6 separate regions of the Homo sapiens genome follow, and regions 2, 3, 4, 5 and 6 are each linked to region 1. A link is a loop called in an ENCODE intact Hi-C map of the cell type or tissue named here. Cell type or tissue: A673. All regions are shown on one strand. Region 1 holds the start of SOX11 (SRY-box transcription factor 11). Region 2 holds the start of LOC105373401 (a long non-coding RNA gene). Region 3 overlaps LINC01304 (long intergenic non-protein coding RNA 1304). Region 4 has its middle 320 kb from the start of LINC01248. Region 5 has its middle 340 kb from the start of LINC01249. Region 6 overlaps DCDC2C (doublecortin domain containing 2C).

Region 1 (4,000 bases):
TCATTTGTGCCTCTAATCAGATGTGACTCTTAAGATTCTGAACATTATGTATCCAACAATGTTTATGGTTAACAAACAAACTACATATCTTGCTTATAAATAAGTATATAGACAGACACACACAAAAATGAGTGAATATTGGCTCTAAAAAGATAACCAATGATCCTAATTATGATATACATTCAGTGGCTTAAAAAACAGTAGACCTATTTCCATTTTACTAAATTAGGTTTTCAAGAGGTGCATTATTAAAGGCTATATTTTCTATTTGGTAGCCTAAAATTTCTCTAAATAGTTGGTTACTGTTAATGGCGCAAACATCTGTTTTCAGAAGTAACTATTATTCCTGTAAGAAGCATGCGTACTCTCAAACATGTTCCCATATTTTTTTTTAAATGCTATACTTATTTAAAAATTTTCCCTTAGGGAGCAAAAATAAAGTATACAGATTATCATTTTTTTCATTCCTCACTCGACTACGTCTAACAACATTAAGTATGTGGGGTGAGTCCATGCTACAAAATAGCAATCTAGTTAATCTCTTGTGAAAATTGCCTGGCCTCTCCTACATGACAGGGGGGATTCAGCTGTAGCACCCGCCTGTGCCGCCTTCAGTGCCTGCTTTAGCAATCCCAATCTTTGCTTTATCTTCTCCAACAAACGGCTCATGTTGCCTTGAACAGAAATTATATTTCTTGTTCGAAAGAGCAGATTTTAACTTTTATTTCCTCTAAAAAGATCGCAGCGCTATGAGAATAAAATCTATTATTTTTCACTCCTACTATATTCAGATCATTCTCATTTTAAAGCTAAGCATGATTTTTGCTATAGCGTAAAGATAGCAAATCAATATGGAATTTGCCAAAGATTTTCAAATGCATTCTCTTTCCGAGGCCCAAATGGTAGGTGCCCTCACACTTTGCAAGCAAATAATGAAGCTGAGCTGAAATATTTCAATCCTTTTCTCTAGAGTGTGGATTTGTCCTGCAGTTGTGGGGAGGTGGGTGTAGGTTCACCTTGTGCTCCACCCCACCCTCCCTCCGGTGGTGTTCCCAATAGCTGAAAAACGTGTGAGCTGTAAGAGAAAAACAAGACCTAGTGCTCGCCGTGCGGGAGTGAAGATGAGTTTTCACACACTGCCTTGGATTTTATACATCTCCAGACTTTAAGTCACCCAGTATGAATGACTGTAAATTCTTTTGGTTCCTATGGCCCTGGAAAGAATAAATTGCCAGCATTATCAAGATTTAAGTTGGTCTGAATATTCCAAGTATTCGATGCAGTGTTTTTCTTTAGGATGAGTCGGGGAAGTGGGGGACGGGGGCGGGAATGGCTTATCGCAATGGCGGTAATTTTTTCAAATCATGATCTGTGTAAAACACGGTATTATTTTATGATATTAGAATCCTCAGAGAAGATCCAATACTTAAGAAATGTAGTATTAATTGCAGGAGGGCACCTGAAAGGAAGCAGATTCGGATAATTTTCCCAGTCCTACACGGCTGATTTCTCTGGTGAAGGGATCCGGGCAGTGTCTTAGGAACTGCTCAAAGTTCCCAGATACCCAGTGCTGGGGGGTGTGGAGAAGGCGAGGGTGGCGACAGACCATACCTATGAAGCGGTGATTTTCTTTAATTGCCCCCAGAATATCCGTAGAGGTAGTAGGGACTCAATAAAGAAACACAAAGGAGACGAACACGGCACGATCGCCGGGGTCCGCGGCTGCTCTGCGAGGCCCAGCGCGCCCCAGGTCGCGGCTCCCCGGCCGCCAGCGCACCTTTCCATCTCCAGGGAAAATATTTAGACGGGAAACTCGAGTGCACCTTATTTTCTCTTTGGTTTATGAGTGACCCAGAAGGCTTCTAGCTCACAATCGCACGATTTCAGGACGAGGCTGCCGGAGAAGCGCTGGCGACCGAGGATGGGGGAAGGACAAAGAGGAAGAGGAGGCCTGGGAAGGAGAAAGGAGCGGCGGAGGGGCGGGGAGAGGACGGGGCGGGGAGAGGAGGGGCGGGGAGCAGAGGGAGAAGGGAAGGAGGGCGCCGGGCCCCTCGCAGGGACGCCGGGCGGGGCGCGGGCTTGCTGGAGCCTGCGGGACCCAGAGCCCGCTCCGGAGCCAGCCCTGGGAGTGGCCAGCTTGAACCCGAGGGCCCCGCAGACCGTTACTCCGGCCCCCGCCCGGGGCGGGGCGCGCGGGGGCGCGGCGCAGCCCAACCCGCACAGCCGCGTCCCCAAACACCACCGAGGAGGGAAAACAGACGGAGAAAAAGGACAAAACAGAAAAATGCAAAACGGGGGAGGGAGCTCACCGCCTCTCGAGCTTTAAATTGATTTCTTTGCCTTACAAAAAGGGAGAAAGGGAAAAGGAGAGCAGAGCCCACGTGCCGGGAAGGTTGCTGTCTTCAAGCGCCACCTTCCGTCGGCCAGGGCCGCCGCGGGGCTACCGGGCGGGCTCGGGGCGGCGACCCGGGGGAGCGGCCGAGCCCCGCGAGGGGCTCGCCGGGGAGCAGCTGCGCCCACCCCGGGGCAGGCCGGGCGCGGCTGACCGCGAGCCGGGCGGAGGCCGCCGTCTCAGGCTGGGCGCGTGCCCGAGTGTGTGCACCCGGGGAGTGAGCGCGCGCCGTCCGCTGTCGCCGTCGGGCCTCCCGGGGACTGGGCACAAAGGCGCGCGGGGCCTCTCCCGGGACCCGGTCCTCGGTTAGCGCCGGCGCCCGAACCATCCCGGTTCGCCCCGGGCCGCCCGCTCCCCGTGGTGCCGCGCGCCGCTTCCGAGCATCCCGGGAACAGGCGCATCTGTGCACACACGCGGATTTTTTAAAAATAACATATTTCTAGACATGCCTCCTCTCCCCCCACCCCCATCTTTGCAAAGCAGCCCGGAGGGCGGGGTGGAGGGGCGGGGCCTCCGAGTTAATAAAGGAAGATGGGCGGAGCCGGCCCCCAGCCATTGGCTAGCTGGGGGAGTGATGTCACCCATATGACACCCTGATAACTAGTTGAGAGAGAGACCTCAACTTTTTGCAGAAGGAGCGCGCGCGCCTGGGAGAGCTCGGGGTCCGGCGCTTGCGGTAGGAGCCACGAGCCGGAGAGAGGGGTCCCGGGCTGCCTCGACCGCCGTCGCCACCGCCTCTCCTGTCGCGACCGCAGCTCCCACCGCGCCGGCGGCCGTCGTCGCCGAAGCCACCACAGCCGCTGTGTGCAGCCTGGAAGGGGGGGCGGGGGGGAGGGGGGGAGCCGCGAAAGCGGGGTGCCGAGGACTTTGCAACTTGCCCAGGAAGGTGGAGGGGTGGGAGGGGGAGGGGGACCTCCGCACGAGACCCAGCGGCCCGGGTTGGAGCGTCCAGCCCTGCAGCGGATCATGGTGCAGCAGGCGGAGAGCTTGGAAGCGGAGAGCAACCTGCCCCGGGAGGCGCTGGACACGGAGGAGGGCGAATTCATGGCTTGCAGCCCGGTGGCCCTGGACGAGAGCGACCCAGACTGGTGCAAGACGGCGTCGGGCCACATCAAGCGGCCGATGAACGCGTTCATGGTATGGTCCAAGATCGAACGCAGGAAGATCATGGAGCAGTCTCCGGACATGCACAACGCCGAGATCTCCAAGAGGCTGGGCAAGCGCTGGAAAATGCTGAAGGACAGCGAGAAGATCCCGTTCATCCGGGAGGCGGAGCGGCTGCGGCTCAAGCACATGGCCGACTACCCCGACTACAAGTACCGGCCCCGGAAAAAGCCCAAAATGGACCCCTCGGCCAAGCCCAGCGCCAGCCAGAGCCCAGAGAAGAGCGCGGCCGGCGGCGGCGGCGGGAGCGCGGGCGGAGGCGCGGGCGGTGCCAAGACCTCCAAGGGCTCCAGCAAGAAATGCGGCAAGCTCAAGGCCCCCGCGGCCGCGGGCGCCAAGGCGGGCGCGGGCAAGGCGGCCCAGTCCGGGGACTACGGGGGCGCGGGCGACGACTACGTGCTGGGCAGCCTGCGCGTGAGCGGCTCGGGCGGCGGCGGCGCGGGC
Region 2 (4,000 bases), 620 kb after region 1:
GAAGACTGATCACGAACTGGGAGACCTGGATTCTACTCCATGGCTTCTTTGGGAAAGCCTTTTCATATCCATAAGCTCTTCATCTATAAAAGTCAATGCCATTTAAAATTCACTGAGGTTCTTTCAGTTCCAAAATTGGACACAATCCATGATATCAGATATAATGTTGACTTGTCAAAGAAAAGGTGAATGGGATGTTTTTCATTAGATTCATTGTGTATTAATTTTTACAATTTTTGTTCAATTAACAATGTCATGTGTAATATTTACTATATTTTAAAATATTGTATGTTGAAGTGAGATTTATTTCTGAAGAAACATGCCTAAAAGCACATAACAGAACAATATAAAAACATAATCTGATTTATAAGAGTTTGATATAGTCTCTTTTAATGCTATGTTATTTTTATTGAAGGATTTAATACTATACTATGATGAATAAAGAAGGCCTCCAGGATAAAAATCCATGGGCTTTTTGTTAAACATAAACTTAATTTCTTAAAAAGCGACTGACTAAATTTTACTTTTAAAAGCAAGTGTTAATGCAATCGAAGTAACAAGAGTGGGCAGACTGCATGTAAGATGGATATCAAGCTATCTGAAAATATCTTTCTTACATTCCTGAAATTTGTCTGTTTAGTTTTTCACCATTTGCTAAACATCTCTGTCTTCAAAAAAGCTTCTACCAAAATGTAAACCTATGATGTGAGAAAGTGATACTCTTCTCATTAGATCTTCCTATCAATTTATCATATTCCTTGACCATTTGCTGAGTGAGTTCCGAGAAAACTGGCCACAGGACAAGCGATTATTAAAGAAGAAGTTAGAAAGGGAAGGAAACATTCCTGAGGGTAGGAGATGGTGGAATGTGAATCTTCATAATGTGGGAATCCCAGGTGGCAGAGTAGTGGGAAAGCTTGTGAACCTTTCCATGCTGAGAGAAACTAGTCAAAGTCCTTTTGCATTTCTTCCTGGAGCTGAACTTAAGCTCCAAGGTGACAAAACACAATTTTGACGTTGAGAATCATGAACAAGAATTTTCTGATGAGCAAACTCAGATGCTTATGACTGTTTCCTGATCTCTAAAAGGAAAAGGTTAAATTGGAGTTCAGCTCAATTCAATACAAGATGTGCTGGGCACTTGTTCTTGTCCAAGGGGAGATGACAAGAGCCATGATAGAAACAAAAATATCAAGATACAGGAGCTCCCTGACCTCCTGTCTTCAGTTCAGTGGGGAAACTGAAATGTGTGCCCTGTCTCACTGGGCACAGTAGGATAAGCTCTTTGCTGTTTATGTGCTTGTTTACAGTCACACACTCCTGGGAAGCAAAGATCATGTGTTTATTTATGAAGCCCCTGTTTGCCGACTCTGATATCCTATATGCTGAATATCAGTTAATCAGTGTCAGTTCAGTTAATGCTAGAGACAGTAAAGCAATGGAATTCAGGGTTGAAAGCAATTAATTAGGTGAGACAGATATCATAGAAAATGTTCTGGGGCCAACAGCTACTGAGTGGGGCTTTAAATACTGTACAAGATCCATTTAGGCAAAGCCATGTGGGGGTGGAGTCTCCATATTTCTATAAAACCTCAATGGTTTCCTGACAGGAAATGTTATAAATTATTCAACGTTTCTGATCCCTTTTCTCTCTCCTAGGATGCAATTTGCAAAATTTAAGTCTGTCTAATTCAGAAGAAATCACTACTCATATACTTGAGTTAGCCAAACCACAAAGAATGCTTGCCTGGAGATCAGGAGGGCTGCAAATTCCCTTCCAATGTCATCCTTTCCCATCCTCGGTGGTGGTCGCCCAGGCAAGTGGAGGGCTCAATGTTGGGAGTAGATGTGTTAGTTCTGCTGCAGCTGGGCTTTGGTATCTAATAGAGAAGAAAGATGTCAACAATTTGTGAGGCGTAGCACCTGGAATAGGGATCCAGCTGCCCATGCTTAGAGTCTCAACAGGGATTAAATGCCTGAAACAAATATAATAACACAAATTTCAACTGGTAGAAATCTTTTCAACACTGAATCTTACACTGCGTGAATACTCTCCAGCTTTGAAAGACAGAGAAATAGAAGCATAGAGAATGATTTGAGAAATAAAATGCAAAGCAAGCCAAGTGTTCATAGAGCTGTGAAGCTTTGTAGCTGAAAATGATTCTATGGATCAGTGTTTCTCAAAATATGGATTAGAGATCTAGATCAGAATCACTACGCTTTTGTCCCCTACACCTCCACCACCCAAGATTTCCTGGCTTAATCCAGGGATTCAGCAGCTCTGGGGTGGGTCTCAGAAATCTGCATTTTTAACTAGTACTGATTGTGTTCCACTGATTTTCCTCTGAAATTTTATGCCCAATGGGGAAGTCCATTCACAGTGAGGGAAATGAGCCTTGGAAAAGCTCACTGCATGAAACTGATCATGGACTAGGGCAGCCGTATTAAACTGAGAGTTTCCCAAAGAGTCATCGACATTCACCTTGGCAGTGACTGGCTCTACTGGGAGCCACTCACTGAATTTTCATGCTTTGTCAGCACGCAGATGGGAGCAGGGAAGGTGGAGGAAAGCACAAACCAGAATTCACTTTTCATCACATAAGCAAAAGCTGTGCCACAGAAATAGGATGACTGTGGGTTTGAGCACATGTAAGGCATTGCATCCCCAGTGCAGCTGCTTCTGGACTCTAGGAGGTTAGCCTGATCTTTATATCACAGTGTGGATGCCAATATGCAAACAAACATCTAACAAACAAAATAAAGAACAAACTTCTTTTATCTTTGCCATAAAGAAGTCTGTAAAGAGCCAGATAGTTAATATTTTAGGCTTTGCAGGCCACATGATTTGTATCTCAACTGCTCAACTGTACTTTGAAAGCAGCCATAGACAATACATAGAGTAATGACGGTGGCTTTGTCCAAGAAATACTTTGTTTTACTATTTACAAAAACAGGTAGAGGGCCAAATTGACTCTGGCTGAGTTTTAGACCCTGAATTTATATAGCATTACTATCCTGAGCATTTATAGACTGCTGCTGCTATTGTGGTTGTTTGTTGATTTAGCAAATTTTGAGTTTTGTGATTTTACATATGCCCCTTCCCCTATTTTTTCTTAGAAAAAAATGACACGATGTGTTAATACATGTCATGAATAGAACTAGCACATTCCTACTGGGTATTTTCCTTTCTTTCATTAGTGCCTTAGGCTATGTAAACATCTTTATAAGTGAATTTTGTTTATATGTAATTAGCATCAGTGTTTTAACTTAAATCACCTCAATATACTAAAAACATTGTTATTCATGCTTAGTTTTACCAATTTTACCAGCATTTCTCCAAACTTTGCTGCAGGAGTACAGTCACCTTCATAGCCCCCCTCACCTAGGCTTTTCTGGGTGAGGAGGTATCTCTCATATGATCCTCTTCAGTTATATATTCATTCTACAACTAAATGGTTCCCAGAAATTCCTCTCCTCTTATGCTGTCATGCGCATTCACTGGGTTCCATGTGGTTGGCCACTGTTAAATTTTTTTTTTTTTTTTTATTTCTTTGCTTCAGAAAGACATGTCACATTCTTCTGGTCACCAAGTCCACTTCTATTGGGAATTGCCACTCCTGCCGTATAACTATACCTCTCTGAATATGAGGGTTCCTTTCACATCCATTGCCATTAAAGGGGGCCAGAGGCAGAAGAACTAAAAGATGGTTTTAGGTAAAGTGGGAAGGATGTCTTTCTCTGTTTCTGTGCTATAATTTGTCATAAAGGTGTTAACAGAGCTCTGAATTATGTCTAAATATTTTCAGCAGTCTTAATAAAAACACCATTTGAGTTTTTACTTTTGGGGCTCACTCTTTTGCTGTAAAACTCAAAACTGGACAAACACATTTGGAACCAAGACAAAAATTATTTAGAGACCTTTTTATAACATCTCATTTTCTGACTAATCTTGCACAAGTGGAGATCAAGCCTTCATGCTCTACCCTCATTTCTGTAAGAA
Region 3 (4,000 bases), 1.7 Mb before region 1:
TAACTGTAAAATGGAACCGATATTATCGCTCCTGCCTACCTCAGAGGCTGCTTGAAGAATGAGAGAACCTCAGGAAAGAACTGAGTTCAGATGTTGTGCAGACATAAGATATTATTATCGAAATCATAACAATCCTTTTAGTTTTTGAACTTCTAAGCCTCAGCCTCCTCACACAGTGTTTCCTGTGGAAACTCAATAAACCATTAAATTTGTAGATTTCCTTGATTAGTATTTTTTGTTCCAGAAGACAAACACTATAATTTCAAGAATATTCTCTATATTTTTTGAGGGCTTACAAAGAAAAACACAATGTAGAAATACCCTGATTTTTCTAAAATGCTCAAAGAATGATGTATTCTGATACATCTAATTTCTGGCTAACTGGCTAAACAAATATTACTTTTCTTTAAACTTTATTATTGAATATGGAAAGGCCTTATTTGATTTTCTTATTGCAGCATGATATGTAATATGAATCTTTAGTGCAGCTCATCTTCGATGAAGCTTTTGAAAATATGAACCGTTTTCAGGGTGGCCGTAGGTTTAACTCACAGGTGTTGGTTGGAAACTCAGTAACAACGAATCTGAACTCTGATTTCTGTTACTTTCTTAAGATGGAGTTTTTAATAACTCACATCTCTTTTAATTTAGTTAGTAGTGAGTACATATTACAATGAAATGCCATATGTATTAACCCTTTTGTGACTTCCTTCACCCCCCCAATCTGAATAAGCAAAATGTTCATTTGCATTGATGGGAGTGCAGGCTCAGTGTGGTGGGGGAATGTGTCCCTCAGGGCTGCAAGTGCCGCAAACTCAGTCCAAAAATGAGTTCAGTTAGATCATTGATTCACTAAATCAGAGAAAGGAGGAATTTTGTTTCGTTTTGCTTTGAATCAGCTACTGGTTCCAGTAAGGCAATTAAAGAGTCCAGTTTTGGCATAGTTGTAGGTATTTTAATTTTGAGCCAGGCACTCTTAGATTTGAAGAATCCGAATTATAAATGAAATAATAAAATTTGGTGCAAGATGAAATTCGTAGAGTCTAGGAATTACAGCCCTGTGGGATTTAATGTCTTTTTACAGGCATAATTGATATATCTATATTTGAAATATAGGCTTTCTAATCTAGATGGTGACTGGAAGCCATTTCTCAGCTCGTCCTTGTGGCCTGCAATAGAAACAGGGAATTTCACAGGGGCGCAGCTGGCCCAAGTGGCAAAGTCTTAAAGGGGATCGTGGTGCCACCTCCTGACTGCAGAGTAAGCTGGAGTGCAGAGGGGAGGGGAGAAAGCACCGTGTCTTGACCGACGACAGGGCTCAAGCCAGTGTGGGGCTGGGCTCAGGGACGTTGCTCTGAAACTCCAAGAAAAAAGAAAAGGTTTCATTCAGTCCTCACAACAAGCTTGCGAGTAAAGTGACCTCACTTGATATGGAGTACACTCATCCTCAGTGAGGCTGACAACTCGCCCGAGGGTTCAAAGGTCACGGTGGAAACCAATTCTTTCAGCCTCTTCTTCTCTGGTTTCCTTTACTTCCCCAAAGCCAGCTACAAAGAAATGATGAAAATGACAATTTACTCATCATAAAAGTAGAAGATAACATGGCTTAACCAAGTTATGGAGGTTAGTCAAAGAAAGCCAGGAAGAGCAATTATCCTTGTATTAATACTACGATCAACGCCCGCGGTGCTCACGTGGCCTGAACCCAACATGCACAAACCCTTTCCCATGGGAGCGCTGAGAGAAGCCTCTGGAGACTCGTGCTTGGCTGCCACGTGGCGCCTTGATTTGGTTGTGACCCTGGGAAAAGCCCTGCATCTCCTTTGGAATTTGCTGACCCCTCTCCGTGGGTCTCACCTTGAGCCTTTGAAAGAGGATCCAAGGCCCCAGATAGTTTTTCTTTTGTGAGGGTCGGTTTCGGTGGGGAAACATCCGTAATTTGAAGAGTGGTATAAAATGAATAGAATAACATCTAGCATCTTCTAGTTATTCAGTAAATATCTGTTGAATAACAAAATGCATACTACTTGACCATTTTTTTTTCTATGTGGATAGTTGAATTGGGAGAATGCACAGCTGGTTATCTAAGTGACCACTGGGTGTCACTGTTTACCCACTGACCGACCATCAGTTTTTTTTTTTTTTTTTTTTTTTTTTTTCCCCTCTCACCTGGTCAGGACAAAAGCCTCTGGAAGCTGGTCCAGGTGCAGAGATTTCAAGCTTGTTTCTCATAAGTAACCTGCTATCTCAGGGGGGAAAAAGAGCGATTCCTATGTTATTCACTTCAGGATGTTTTCTGCTTTCTGTAATCTGGATGGAGAGCTGATGTGTTTTCTGTTTCTTCATCTCCCTTTTATCCTCCTAAAGAAGTTTTCTTTTGCTAACGAAAACAAGAGTTTTTATTTTGCAATTTATCTTGAAAATAGGAACGCTGGTGTGAACATTAGTTGGTACAAGACGGCAGGGTTTCATATGTAACTTTAATAGGAAACTATTGCAGGTGCTGAAAGTAAATTCTCACCTTGTCAGGCTCAGAGCATCATGATTATTGCTGCAGTGAGCTTCCTGGAAATAGAGGCCGTTCTCACTCTCTGGTGAAAGACAGGTTGGGCTTCAAAGGCCACCTCCACTGTTCTGATCTTTGGCCTCTAAGGTGATGCTCAACATCTTTGATCCTCAGAGTTCTTTGGCCCCCAGCAGGGCTTCTGACCCCACTCCCAGGGCTGCTGGGAAGTACCAAGTTCAAACCCAAAATTTCTTGTTTTCCTCCTTAGGGGTGTTCTGCTAACATCTGAGCTGATGGGTCTTGAAGGAATATTATGTTTCCTCTGCTCTTCCCTTCGTGATGTAATTTACCATGTCTTTATAACACAATCTAATATGGGTTGGGCCAAATAGCTGGAATTCCTAAGTCAGAAGTTTTCTCTGAAAGGCACGTAACTGACTGACTTGTCCGTGTTTGTGGATTTCACTGCTGCAGCAAGAGGACCTAGAAAATGGCCATCTTAAGACCTGAAGAGGCCTTAGAATTTATCCAGTTTAGTGTTTTTTTTTTTTTTTGGATGCATTTTACTCTTTCTTCAATATTCCATAGAGGGCTATAAAACCTTACAAGTGGGAGGTCTTAAAATTTCCCCATAAGACCAATGATGTGAGTACAACCTGCAGGAAACAGAAGGAATCCAGTTAGACAGTCCCTGGCCACTCCTTTCTCAGCCCTCCTTTCCTGCCCACACCTCCCCTGCGGGAGCTGTGCTAATTCCTCACTGTATCTTGGTATCCTCTACTTTAAAGGGAGAAAAAAAGATGAGCACTTATGTTTCCTGAATCTAATGCATTCCAGGCTGATGAAGAGTGACGGCTACCATTAACTGAATCCTTTCTCTGCGCAGGACTTGTGTTCAGTCTTTTATTTTCACAATTTCATTTAATTCTCACTACAGTCCCAGGAGGTGCTCCAAGTTTTCCCTAATTTACAGATGAGAAAGCTGGAGCACCAATGGAGGTTAAATGGCCTACACAAAATCACCCAACTAACACCTGGTCATTTCTGAGTCCCTTGCTTTTTAAAAATTGATACACAATATTTTATGTATTTATGGGGTATATGTGATATTTTGCTACATGCATAGAATTCGCAATGATCAAGTCAAGGTATTTGGGGTGTCCATCACCTCAAGTACTGATCATTTCTTTTTTTTTTAAATTTTTTATTTTTGAGACGGAGTCTCACTCTGTCGCCCAGGCTGGAGTGCAGTGGCGTGATCTCGGCTCACTGCAAGCTCCGCCTCCCTTGTTCACGCCATTCTCCTGCCTCAGTCTCCCAAGTAGCTGGGACTACAGGTGCCCGCCACCATGCCCGGCTAATTTTTTGTATTTCTAGTAGACATGGGGTTTCACTGTGTTAGCCAGGATGGTCTCGATCTCCTGACTTCCTCGTGATCCGCCCGCCTCGGCCTCCCAAAGTGCTGCGATTACAGGCGTGAGCCATGGCGCCCAG
Region 4 (4,000 bases), 320 kb before region 1:
GGCACAGACACACCACACACATGCCTACACACCTGCACACATACACACTCACACACAGACACACACACACACACACACACACACACACAGAGCTTCTATCACCATGTTAGAAATCTCACTATTCCCATTTCTTAGGGCTGAATACGAAATTAGAGAGTGTTGTCTCCTGAACACTAGTTGAAATGTGCATGTTATTAGAGTGGCAAGGAGTCTCTTAAAAATAAAAAACAAACAAAAACAACAACAACAAACTCCCTTTCTAAAATCTAACCGTCCACCATCTTGCTGGTTTATAATTCTAGAATCTAAGGGTTCCCATCTATCAACTCAAAAGCTTTCTGTTGACCAAAATCCCAAGGGAAAAAGGTATACAATAGAAATAGTATGGATTAAGACAAGGTAGTGATTAATAAAAAGAAACATAATGAAAAAAACACCGGTTTTGCCAATGATTTACATTGTAAACCTCAAAAGCCACTTATTTCTCAGAGCCTCAGTTTCCTCTTAATGAAATCAGAGTATTTAACCCAATGAAGCTGACACTTCCTTCAAGTGCTTCAATGCTCAGTGATTATTATAGCCTATAGTTCAGTGGGGGGAGGTGAAGAATCACAAAAGAAAAAAAGTAACTATGTATTAATACAAGTGCTTAAAAAATACTTGCTGGTTAAATAAATAAAGAAGAACATGATATACTTCAAAGTGTTTTTGCAAATGAACCTTCCTTTAATTATAAGCTGAAGTAATCCAAGTACTCCTGTGAAGAATTGTATGCATGCCTAAAATGCTATTCTTTTAGTACTAATTGCCAGTTGTTTAATCACTTTTAAGATTTTCTTTTATGTGTCGGTCATATTTTTATAAATGCCCTCTGTGACAGAAAACTGTCATCCCATGTGGATTTGATTGCGCTGTAAGGAAAAACCATTCAAAGAGAGATAATGGAGGTAAGTTACTCTTTTCTTACTTGACTCCCGCTCGTTAACTGAGTCTGAACCAGAATTTTTAAAGTTGTTTATAGCAGTGAGGGCAGAGTTGAAATGAGCCATGTACTCCTTGCTGAAGCCCTCAAATGCCCCGGAGCTTAATCTCTCACCCCTGAGAGGCTAAAAACATGTCTGCGAAATGGAACTGGAGATCATGCATTTTAACCAGCATTTTAATAACTTTATTGCTCATATTAAGAAAAACTCCATTGATATGCAGATTGTGTCAATACTTCTTTTGCTAAAAGTTGTGAACACTTTGGCAATCACAAATGAAAGCATTAAGACAGAGAAGATGTGAAGCAGGAACTCTCCTGATTATATGTCATTCTATTTCTAACATCTGTAAGTATCTTACATACTGAGCATTATGAATGCCTTTGAAGGCTCTGCAAATAATTTTCCAAACTCCATGAGAAGGGAGAGTGTCAGGGAGAGGGTTTGAGGCTGGAGTCCGGAGCTTCTGCCTGTCTCTGACAGTAGTACACCTTATTAACACATATGGGCCAAACAACAAATTATTTAACTTACGGTTAAAAAGCATAAGAGACTACTTTACAAAAAACAATGTATGTAGTAGTTAATAAAACTTCAAATAATGTTTACCGCATACTGTTGTGGAATAGCTATTCAGATCAAGTTAAAAATTGAAATACAAAAACAAACCAGAGAGAGAAAGAGAGAGAGAGACAGGAAAAACCCATCCATTGAATCTCCAGCATTCCTGCATGGAGTTTAGTAAGGAAAGAGCACATGTCGCAAAGCAAAGACATTGCAGTTCCAACAACAAAAGTGAAACATCTTATTTACAAAAGACCCCTTTCCGGCTGTTGTGAGTGAACCTGTGTTTGTGAGAAGCAGCGAAGAAGCTCTAAAGCCCACACTTTTCTCCCCTTAAACGGTCATCACAGCATCGAAGTTCCAAAAGGGGACACCTATTACAGGCCTCTAATGATTATTTTTTTAAGTGCACTTTACACGTCCTCCCACAGCCCTAGTGCTGCGCTGGAAAGATGATCCCTTTCCTGCCTGTCAGCCACAGGTACAGAATGCCCCTTGTCCAGACCCAGGAGAAACAACAGGAGCTGTTGAACTCTTTGCCTTGAGTCTTCCCTGAGAGAATGCGCCAGGCTTTGTCTTCCTTGGGACAAAGCTCCTCTCTCCCAGGGGGCCGGGGTGCCACCAAACCATGGCATGGATTTAGACTCCATGGGATTGGAGTTCATTCAGAAAATTGGTTTTAGGAGCCTTATCTAACATTTCCAAGCAAGAACCCCAAAGGTCATCCTGCCCTTCTGTAGGGAGCCCAAGTTGTAGAAACAATCCCAGAGGAGAAACATGTTTTCTAACTTCTGTGACTGCATTGTGGGAGGCACTGCTCACTGTACACCCGGCACATGAGGGTAATTAGGTGATCCTCTTACTTGTAACCCAAAGAAGAGAGTGAATTAATGAATAATACATACACAGAGTTCCTTTCGTCTTAAATGTGTTTTTACAAAGAGGATAGTACTTACACAGATTTAAAGAAACTACCTATGGGATTTTAAAGATAAGTAAAGTTGTGTATTACTTCCCAAATGTGGGAAAATTTGGATGGAATTAAGACCTCAAAACTATTGGTGCAATGCAATGTGTCACCTCTCAGTAGAAGAAAAATGTGACTAGAAATAAGAAAGACAGAAGGCTTTCTCATGTAGTAATTTTTTAAAAGTACATTTTCTTTAGTATCCTTACAAGATTCCTAACTTTTTAAGACCATATTCTTTCTTCAGGTATTCATCTTGCAGATATTTGCATGTTTTAACATAGGTATCTCCACCTATTAAAATAATAGGATGTATTTTTTCTTAAGCTTTGCTGTGATTAAATGCAAGAGTCACCTATTTTAAATCAGGTTTAAAAACCAAGAGTAGGTGTCCTCAGAAATCACAAATTCTGGGGTATAATGAAATTGAAGTTGTAACATTGCCTCCTAAAAGTTGTTTCTGAAAAAGGCGGAACTTCCAAAGCATTTCTCCTGCAAATGTTTTCTATCATAGGCCTTTCTTTGAGGAGTAAAGGAAGTATTCTCACCCATGCCTCTGGAAATGAAAGCTGAAACTCCTGAAAGGTTCCCTGATGCTTCCTTTCATGTTTCTCTCAGGAAGCATTGACTTGAGCACCTCCTCTGTTCATGCCACTGTTCTATTAATACTTGCTACAAAGACAGAGATGAAATGGGTAGCTCTCCAAATACAGAGAAAAATATGCAGAGAAGAGTTTACGGATTTATTTTAACCACTTGCCAGACACTTTTAAACACGTCCTGTAGAACAGGCTGGGAAATTATTTTTAAGGTCGCTTGACAAACGAAGAAACTGAGGGAAAGCCATTAGATACCTAACATTCACAGAATCCATTCTGCAAAGCTTGGAATCCAGATGGGCTACAGTTGCAGGTTCTTTCTAGACAGTAGCCTGCTTCGAGGTTAAAAAAAAAAAAGAAAAAAAACGAAGCCTGCCTGACTTCTTGAGCCATTAATTAATCCCTTTCCTTTGCAAGGTGGTCCTTCTACGGTCTCCAGCAGTTCAAATGCTTCCCGGAAGAGGCAGGCGCTTATCTTTCCTATGGTGCTACAAAGCTCTCACAGCAGTGCCAAAGTCCAGTTCTCCCATAAAAGCACCAATGTAGAAAGCAAACCTTTAAACAGCTTCCAACCCAACGTGAAAGAAAAAATAACCTTATTCTTACTCCTCCCCCCATTTCCTCTCCAACTGAGCTTCTCACTGCAAGCCTGTTAGGTTCTCATTCTATTTCTCCTCTTCATTGTTTTCCCCGGTGCTCCTGCGTGTGCGCACGTGTGTGTGTACATATACATTAGTATCCTCCCACATCCCAAATACCAAGCCCTTCCTTCCCCTCATTGAAGGACTTTTTTGAATTCTGATTCAAGCAGGAAGCTTACCCAGACCAGGCCACCCGACGAGACTTTCTATTTTTACTCCGACTTTTGTTATACCATTAGACCCTAT
Region 5 (4,000 bases), 700 kb before region 1:
AATATTTTGCTTTGTTTTTTCTTAAGCTTCAGATTTGGATCTGTATTTGGAAGAGTACAGGTTTCTAAAAATAAAATTTGATACAATTAAACAAAGCTGTGTCAATCCCTTCCAAACTCAGTTGCCTGGCATATGAAACCCTAAATGATACATCTCTTTCTAGTTCTTGTTATTGTCACCAGAAAAAGTCACAAAATCTGTACATTTAGAAAAGAGAGCTTTAATTCTAAAGTCGGGTAGAGCAACCTGCAGGCAAGAAGCATAGCTCGTGGCTGAAAATGAGAAGCAGGTGTTTTGAGGGAGGAAAGGATAAGACAGGAATTTGTGCTGCATGGGTTGGCTAAGTATACATATTCAACAGGTTATAGGAGGAGCTATGAATAGCCACAAATGTGCTGCACACATGCATACTAAGCTAACATGTATCTTACGTACGTCTACGTTCACTTTGGGGTGGAGACATAACATTTCCTTATATTTCAGTTAGGCTGTTATACATCGAAAGGTGAAGCAGAGGGCACGAAGACACTCAATGCACAGCCTCCGTAAACTGAACAGATACACTTCATGGTCCTGTTCTCTTACAAGGAAGGAATGTTGCTTAGCTGCAATGTTGAAGCTGCAAAAAGGAAAGGGCAACATCAGGTCATGGGTTGAAATCAGCCGTGGAGCAAGCCTGTAGTCCCAGCTACTCGACAGGCTGAAGCAGGAGAATTGCTTGAACCTAGGAGGTGGAGGTTGCAATGAGCCGAGATCGTGCCCCTGTACTCCAGCTGGGGCGACAGAGCAAGAGACTCCATCTCAAAAACAACACCACCACCACCACCACACACAAAAAAACATTTAGTCAGCTCCTGGCACACAGTTGATCCTCAAATCTTAGAAGAATGCATTTAGTAGAGAGATGGAAATAACCCATTTTGTAGTTTTATCTCCCTGTCTTATAACTAAATCCTTTACATTTTCAGGCAAGATGATTGTCATAAAACGTACCTTCTTAAAAGACAGCTTGGGATTTAGCAAAGCCACCATTTACAATTATTTCTGAATGTACATTAAACTAATGCCACTGACATGAAAAATGGTTTTCAAGTTATTACTTAATGTTTTATTGACACAACTATTTTTATTTTTTTATTTTTATTTTTTATTTTTAAATAAATTTTTAATAAAAACTTCTTGCTGCAAAGCACAGGGAAATGATAAAGCACTTAGAAAAGAATAAGACATTCCCATCACAGTTCTCATATGTAAAGAGATTGGAAGTCAGTACTCTCATCCTTACAATAATAAAGAAAAATGCTGAACAAACTGAAAAATCAACTTTTTTTGTATTCTTCAGAGAATTGAGGTTGCAAATCACCATCCTGAACTCTCAAAAGAAAAGTAAATACAGAGAATCACAGCTGAGATTAATTTACCTGGAGCAGAAGTTGTTGGAGCCATAAACTAGTAAAAACTCTAACTGGTTATTTTAATGAATTGCTGGAGGCTACGTGTGTCAAAGCAGGAGGCTGAGATATGACAGCAGGGGGAGTTGCGGTTTTAGGGGATCCCTCACTTTGCATGGGTTTTACCTACAGGCACTGCACCGTTTTCTCTTCAGAAAGGTCCTACGAAGAAGAGCCTGCTCCTCTCTAGGGGGAAGAGCACCATCTGTGAAGTACAGAGTATTCTACATGACAAAGGCCAACTACCCAAACAAAAACTATCCCAGAGCCTTGGTCCAGTCAGGGAAGGGCATTTCTTCACTCCAGATCTCTTTGGGCTCACTGTTTTGCCAAACACGGGGAAATGAAAACTAAGAAACACTTGTGAAGGTCACAGTCCAAGGACTCAGGTGCACTAAAAGCTTGAGATTTACTCATAAGATTAGTGATTCTATGATTATAGAACATTTCCCCTTCCTGGAACCTTACCATGGCAGCAACAGGGCTCCAGTATGATAACAGTGGATTACAGTTCAAAGAACTAAAAGTCACAGACTGTTTAAGGAGGAGGTCTTAGGGGAAGCTCAGTTTCAACAAAAGAGATGAAAACAAGGGCACTAAAGGAATTTGGGCCCTCTGGCACCTACAGATACAACAAACATTAAATACAGCCTTACTCCTAGCCAGATTAACATAAAACCTCACACTAAAAACCTATTTAGCCGAACATTTTGATTCCTGCCTGTAATTCCAACTACGAGAGAGGCTGAGGCAAGAGGATTGTTTGAGGCCAGGAGTTCAAGACCAGCCTGGGCAACACAGGGAGATCTTCATCTCTTAAAAAAAAAATTAAAATAAGTACGTAAATAAAAGGGTGTTTACCTCAGTTTCTATTACTACCTGATATATCACATCTGCCTTTGAACAACAATCACAACAAAATACAAGGCCTGGTAAAATGCAAGAAAAAACAGTCTGAAAAGACAAAGCAAGCTACAAAAGTTGACTGAGATTTTCAAATTGTCACACGGAATTTAAAGTAACTCATGTACTAAGGATTCTAATTTAAAAAGTGGACAACATAGAAGAAGAAATGGGTGATATAAGCAGATAAACGGAAATTCTAAGAAAGAATAAAAAAACATTTATTTAGAAATAAAAACATCGTAACTAAAAGGAAGAACAGCACCGATAGGGTCCTCAGTAAACTGGATTCATCTCAGGGAAAAAAATCTGATACTGAAGAGCTTGAAGATAAGTCAATAGAAACTTCCCAAACTAAAATGTAAAGAAAAGAAAACTTAAGAAATATAATATTTCTCCTGACTTGCTCTTTCTAGATTTATTGAACGTTATAGATGATTCTTTTTCATGTACTCCCTTAGCAACAGAAGCAGAGGCAATACTTCTTAACTCCCTCTGTAAAAGGAGCATTACCTTAATACCAAAACCAAACAAAAACATTACAAGAAAGGTCAACTACAGGCCAATATATTCCATGAGATTATATGCAAAATGCCCTCAAAATATATTGGCAAATTGAAACTAAAAATGTGTAAAAAGTAATGTATACCTTGCTCAAGTGGCATGTATACTAGGTATGCAAAGCTAATTTAATATTCAAAAATCAATTCATGTAATCTAGCATATTAACAGACCAAACAAAAAATATGTAATTATATAAATTAATGCAAAAATTCAGGAAAAGCATTTGATATAATGCTACACTCATCTACATTAAATTTTTTTCAGAAAAATAGGTATAAAGCAAGCTTAAATTCTTGAAGAATATCTACAAAAAGCCTATAACTAACATACTTAATGGTGACAAGTTGAGTACTTTACCCCTAAGATCAGGTACAAGTCAAAAATGTTCATGTTGCCTCCTCTCATCATTCCCACTCAACATTGAATTGGAAGTCCTAGAGATAAAGGAAATAAAAGATACATAGACCGGTAATACATAAATAAAATTCTGTATATTCACAACTGACATGACTGTCATGTAGAAATCCCAAATAATTGAAATATAAACTCCTGGAATTAATAAGTGATTCTAGCAAGGGTGTAAGACACTAGGTTAATATAGGGTTTATCACTTTTCAACATATGAAAAATTAGCAATGGGAATGTGAAATTAAGTACAGATTATATATGTAAAAAACCAAAAAAAAAATCAAACATGAATAAAAGGAGACATATTCTGTGTTTATGGATTGAAAAACTCAATATTGTTTAAAAGTCCATTTTTACCATCCTGATTTTTAGATTCAACGTAATTGCAATTAAAATTCCAGCAAGCTATTTTGTAGATATTTACAAATTGAGTCTAAAGCTTATGTGATAAAACAAAAGACCCAAAATACCTAAAAACATTCAAGAAGAACAAAGTTGAAAGAATGATACAACCTGATGTCAAGACATGACACTACAGTAATCAAGACAGCATGGTGTTGGAAAGCAAACAAACAAAAACATAGATTGATAGAAAATAATAGAGTGTGGAAATAGAATGACATAAATATAGTTACTAATCTTTGGCAAATAACAATGGCAATTTAATAAAGAAA
Region 6 (4,000 bases), 2.0 Mb before region 1:
TAGTTTTAAAGAATAATGCCTCTTTATTACCCTTTTCAAATCAAAATGCCTGTAACCTCCTTTTGCCTTCATTATAAGCCTATGCAGCAGATAAGGCAGGCAGTCATATTCCACTTTTGGAAATGGAAGATTGAGGCCAAAAGAGAGTAAGACCTTCATCTGTTCCTTTGATCCCTAATGGCTCCATCCAATCCATGTACCCCCCGCCACTGCCCATCCAGAATTGACTGAGTACCCCCAGGTGCCAGGCCCTGGGGAGACCGAGAGATTCAGATGCAGGCTTGTCCTCAGAGAGCTCACAGTTCAGTGGGGGAATGAGAGGTCCAGAGATAGAGCTATTTAGTTCTAGAATCAGCCCCGAAGACCATGGCTTCTGAGTTCAAATGTGGAGAACTTTTCAGTTCAACTCAGCTTGGAACTTGACCTGGTTCTTGAGAGCAAGCATTAGGCGACCTTCACCCCAGGATGAGGGGAGGGCGCAGGCGGCCAGCCCAGGATGTCACAATATGTTCATGGCCCGTTTACTACCCAACTGCAGTGGGTCATGGCTATTTGAAGATAGCGTGGCAATGGAAACAAAAACGACCCTGGCTTTCTTCCCACCTACTATCATCAATGTATTTCGGAGAGAAACAGCACATTTCTGATGCCTTCTACCTTGCTTTTCAACAGAGAAGACATAAGTGGGTAGAGGGAGGTGGATGCAGGGGAAGGTCTGGGTGGTTGGTTCTCCATGTGGCCTCCATGTGGCCTGGGGAAACCCCTTACCCTCTCAGAGGTCCAGATTCTTCCTCTGTGTCACGGGGGAGCAGGACTCACTTTACTGATTTGCTGGAAAGGTTAGAGACGACTCTCTAAAGTGTTCATGGCTAGTGCTGAGGAAATGGCAGCTGTCATCGCCAACCCACCTGACCAAAACCCATTCCTGGACCTATATGCTACTTCCCATTTTAAACAATCTGAAATATTTTCTATTTAAAATGTTTAAAATGTTTTATTTTCCTCCTATTTACTACTAAAAATTAAGTAGCAACACAGGAAGAGGTGCATTGACAAAGTAGTTTTATGCCTTTTGAAATCTCTTCAGAGTTTTTATTTAAATAAACCATCTTATTTAACAGAGTGACTCATGCCAATGGTAAATATATATTTTTAAGAGATATACATTTAAAGTAAGTCTCCCAAATTAAAAATTAAAAAAATAAAATTAATTTCAGCCTGTCAATACTGCTAATTTGTTAGAAAAATAAGTCAACAAGAAGTAAAATCTACATTTGAACTGATGAAATTTGGTAAATTTGGTAAGAAATAAATAATTCAGTGCACCATTGACAGTTCACATCAATGTGTTTCACATTAACGGCAGATTGGATAAATGCCTGATTTTTGAATATTCATTTTGAGCAATGAGATTGAAATAAAGTAAAAAAGGAATTAATGTTTGTTTTTACTCCCTTGTCAAAGGGTTTGATTTATATTACAGATAATTGTATGTGCAACTTCTCTATCAGATTGCAAGTTTTTGTTGGCAGAGAGTTGAGGAGAATTCAAAGTGTGAAGAAAGAGGAGAGATAGTGAAATTAAATTGAGATGAACTATATGATGAGATATATTCAGCATCCCACTCCAAGGGCAATACATTTTTTCTGCTGGTCTATCTGGGAAAAAAAAAAAAAAAAAAAAAAAAAAAAAAGCCTCCCAGCTTATATCACTAGTTCTCTAGTGATTCCCCCAGAGGGAGCCAGCGTTGCAGTTTCTGGTCTCTTTCTAGGATGGGCCATGCGTGATCAGGCGTTTATAGGTATATGTGTACTGCATGCACTGTTGTGTACCTTCATTTTTCTTGTAACCACCCAATTTATCTTGTATATGGTTTTTTATCAGCATATATAAATTGTGCTTTCAAAAATGAGTACCAGGCATTCAAAAATTCACATGTACCAGTGTTTATTTACCAGTGATGGGATTTGATGTGTGCCCATCCACAACCTATCACAGACTTCCAGGGAAACTGTTTTTGGGTATTTTAGATGGAGTTGTTCATTCAGCTACCTGGAAGATGGATCATCGGACCCTGAACAACACGGACCCCAAACCTGGCATGGTGATATTGGTCTAGGTTCATTCTTCTGCTCAACCAGCAAATTTTAGAGATGTGTGAAATCCATTTCTCCCTCTGAACTTGCCATTTCCTAGTTTATAAATCAGAGATTATTGTTTCTTCTCTTTTATCTTAAAAATTCAAAAAAATTTACAGATTTTTCTATTTACAGGCTTATAAAAATGTGGAAATCTAGAAAAGCATAAAGAATAAAATAAAATTCTCCAGTTATCCCATCCCTCAGATATAGAAGTGCTGGGAAGAGTGTAGTCCCTTTAAATGATACAGAAGGGGGAAGGGAACTGCTGGGGACAGGAGGGCATGGTCCCTGGCTAGGGCGCCACCCAATGGACCTGCGTGAGGTCAGGCATTTTTGTTTCCCTGCCCAAATGTTGCATTTCCCAAGACCACCCTTGGCCTGCCACGCCCCCATCCTGTGCCTATAAAAGCTTGAGACCCTGGCAAGGCAGAGACAGAAATGGCTGGACGTCGGGAGGAGCACATCGGCGGAGGAACACACAAGTGGCTGAACGTCAAGAGGAACGCACCAACAGGCACCGGCACACCGGCAGGCCGCCGACCGGCAGAACGACACAGAGTTTGGCTGGGGCAGTTAGAGGAGTGCTGGGGTTCCGAGAGGCCTGACTCCAGGGAAAAACCGTCTCCCTTCTGGCTCCGCCATCTGCTGAGAGCTACGTCCACTCAATAAAACCTTGCACTCATTCTCCAAGCCCACATGTGATCCAGTTGTTCTGGTACACCAAGGCCAGAACCCGGGATACAAAGCCCTTTGTTCTTGCAACAAGGCAGGGGTCTAATTGAGCTGATTAACACAAGCCACCTATACAGACGGCTAAACTCAAAGAGCAGCCTGTAACACAGGCCCACTGGGGCTTCAGGAGCTGGAAACATTTACCCCTAGATACTGCCATGGGGTCGGAGCCCCACAGCCTGCCCGTCTGTATGTCCCCTAGAGTTTTGAGCAGTGGGGCACTGAAGAAGCGAGCCACGCCCCCATTGCACGCTCTGCGAGGGGGACAAGGGAACTTTTCCTGTTCACAACCACTATTAACCCTAAGGCACCTTCACTCCTAGTGTTCTTTCTGTAGCCCACTGTTGTGGTTTTTGTCTACAACATTAATTATATCTGACCGTTTTTCCCCTGTAGATATAAATTCTGCATACACAATTTTTAACAGCTGTATAATTTATGGTGTGGCTGTGGCATAATTTATTTAACCAGTCATCCATACTTAGACATTTTGTATTTTTGACTTCATACATAATTCTATGAGAAATATCTTCACCTCTAAATCTTTGTCCACTTTTCTGTCGGGTGGATTTCATGGTGTGGGATGACTGGGTTAGTGGTTATTGATCCTTTATATTACATTGATCTATTTTGCCAAAGTGTCCTTCAAGAAGACTGTGCTGATTTTCAGCTACATCAGCAGTGGGATGGTGTGCCTGTTTCTCAATACTCAGGATAAGATTATAAATTAAATTTCTTAAAAATTGAGACAAAATATAACAAGACCTTGTTTAAACATTGATTACTTTTATTCCTATTAGTAATCTATATTTAGAAAAACTTGCAGCCTAAACCAATTAGGAAAACCAATAGTTGAAAACATTGTAGCAAATCTTTATTGTAATTGTAATAGCACATGGATAAATTCTGATATAACTTGCATGGAACATTTCTTTTTATGACTTCTTGTGGGCAGCGTCTTAAATATGGAAGAAGTTGGACTCTGGGTTGATTGGAAGCCTCTTTTGCCACAAAACCTTAACAGAGAAAATGGACTCTCTTTATGGTGACAAACATATTAAATTAAGATTTATATTTACTCTAAAGAGAGATATTTCTCAAATTCTAAGTTATTTGCATTTAAGGAA

Evidence for each region. A loop is a pair of places that touch in the nucleus more often than their neighbours do. Peaks named below come from ENCODE experiments on the same cell type or tissue, not always from the same donor. Only the 100,000 strongest peaks of a DNase experiment are listed, where the experiment ranks them.
Region 2: it touches region 1 in a loop (3-fold over the local background); 2 of 110 quality-filtered maps call a loop at or near these places.
Region 3: it touches region 1 in a loop (5-fold over the local background); 2 of 110 quality-filtered maps call a loop at or near these places.
Region 4: a loop joins it to region 1, with 7 times the contacts of the local background. A loop is called at or near these places in 5 of 110 quality-filtered maps.
Region 5: a loop joins it to region 1, with 4 times the contacts of the local background. A loop is called at or near these places in 5 of 110 quality-filtered maps.
Region 6: it touches region 1 in a loop (4-fold over the local background); 2 of 110 quality-filtered maps call a loop at or near these places.

The regions. Positions count from the first base shown.
Region 1 is chr2:5,689,364-5,693,363 of GRCh38, forward strand. SOX11 (SRY-box transcription factor 11) reads left to right here and starts at 3,021. Exons shown (of 1, transcript NM_003108.4): 1 at 3,021-4,000. The coding sequence starts at 3,359. LINC01248 (long intergenic non-protein coding RNA 1248) reads right to left here and starts at 1,755. Exons shown (of 5, transcript NR_110580.1): 1 at 1,612-1,755. LOC124908052 (a long non-coding RNA gene) reads right to left here and starts at 1,600. Exons shown (of 2, transcript XR_007088653.1): 1 at 1-1,600. In A673, a CTCF peak has its summit at 2,383 (motif pointing left); DNase peaks (open chromatin) are centred at 2,038, 2,358, 2,948 and 3,658; H3K4me3 peaks cover 3,117 bases; H3K27ac peaks cover 2,892 bases.
Region 2 is chr2:6,313,067-6,317,066 of GRCh38, forward strand. LOC105373401 (a long non-coding RNA gene) reads right to left here and starts at 170. Exons shown (of 4, transcript XR_001739180.3): 1 at 1-170. In A673, no CTCF peak of the experiment used is centred here; a DNase peak (open chromatin) is centred at 1,595; H3K4me3 peaks cover 753 bases; H3K27ac peaks cover 1,946 bases.
Region 3 is chr2:3,957,395-3,961,394 of GRCh38, forward strand. LINC01304 (long intergenic non-protein coding RNA 1304) reads right to left here. Exons shown (of 3, transcript NR_037881.1): 2 at 2,522-3,162; 3 at 261-1,547. Among named protein-coding and RNA genes, the nearest start is that of LINC01304, 15 kb to the right of the region's middle. In A673, CTCF peaks have their summits at 2,098 (motif pointing right) and 2,298; DNase peaks (open chromatin) are centred at 2,237, 2,917 and 3,237; H3K27ac peaks cover 3,146 bases.
Region 4 is chr2:5,371,319-5,375,318 of GRCh38, forward strand. No RefSeq gene overlaps it. Among named protein-coding and RNA genes, the nearest start is that of LINC01248, 320 kb to the right of the region's middle. In A673, no CTCF peak of the experiment used is centred here; a DNase peak (open chromatin) is centred at 2,133; H3K4me3 peaks cover 432 bases; H3K27ac peaks cover 1,351 bases.
Region 5 is chr2:4,994,015-4,998,014 of GRCh38, forward strand. No RefSeq gene overlaps it. Among named protein-coding and RNA genes, the nearest start is that of LINC01249, 340 kb to the left of the region's middle. In A673, a CTCF peak has its summit at 1,526 (motif pointing right); no DNase peak of the experiment used is centred here.
Region 6 is chr2:3,736,878-3,740,877 of GRCh38, forward strand. All of the region lies in intron 3 of DCDC2C (doublecortin domain containing 2C), which reads left to right. Among named protein-coding and RNA genes, the nearest start is that of DCDC2C, 35 kb to the left of the region's middle. In A673, a CTCF peak has its summit at 1,745 (motif pointing right); a DNase peak (open chromatin) is centred at 1,764.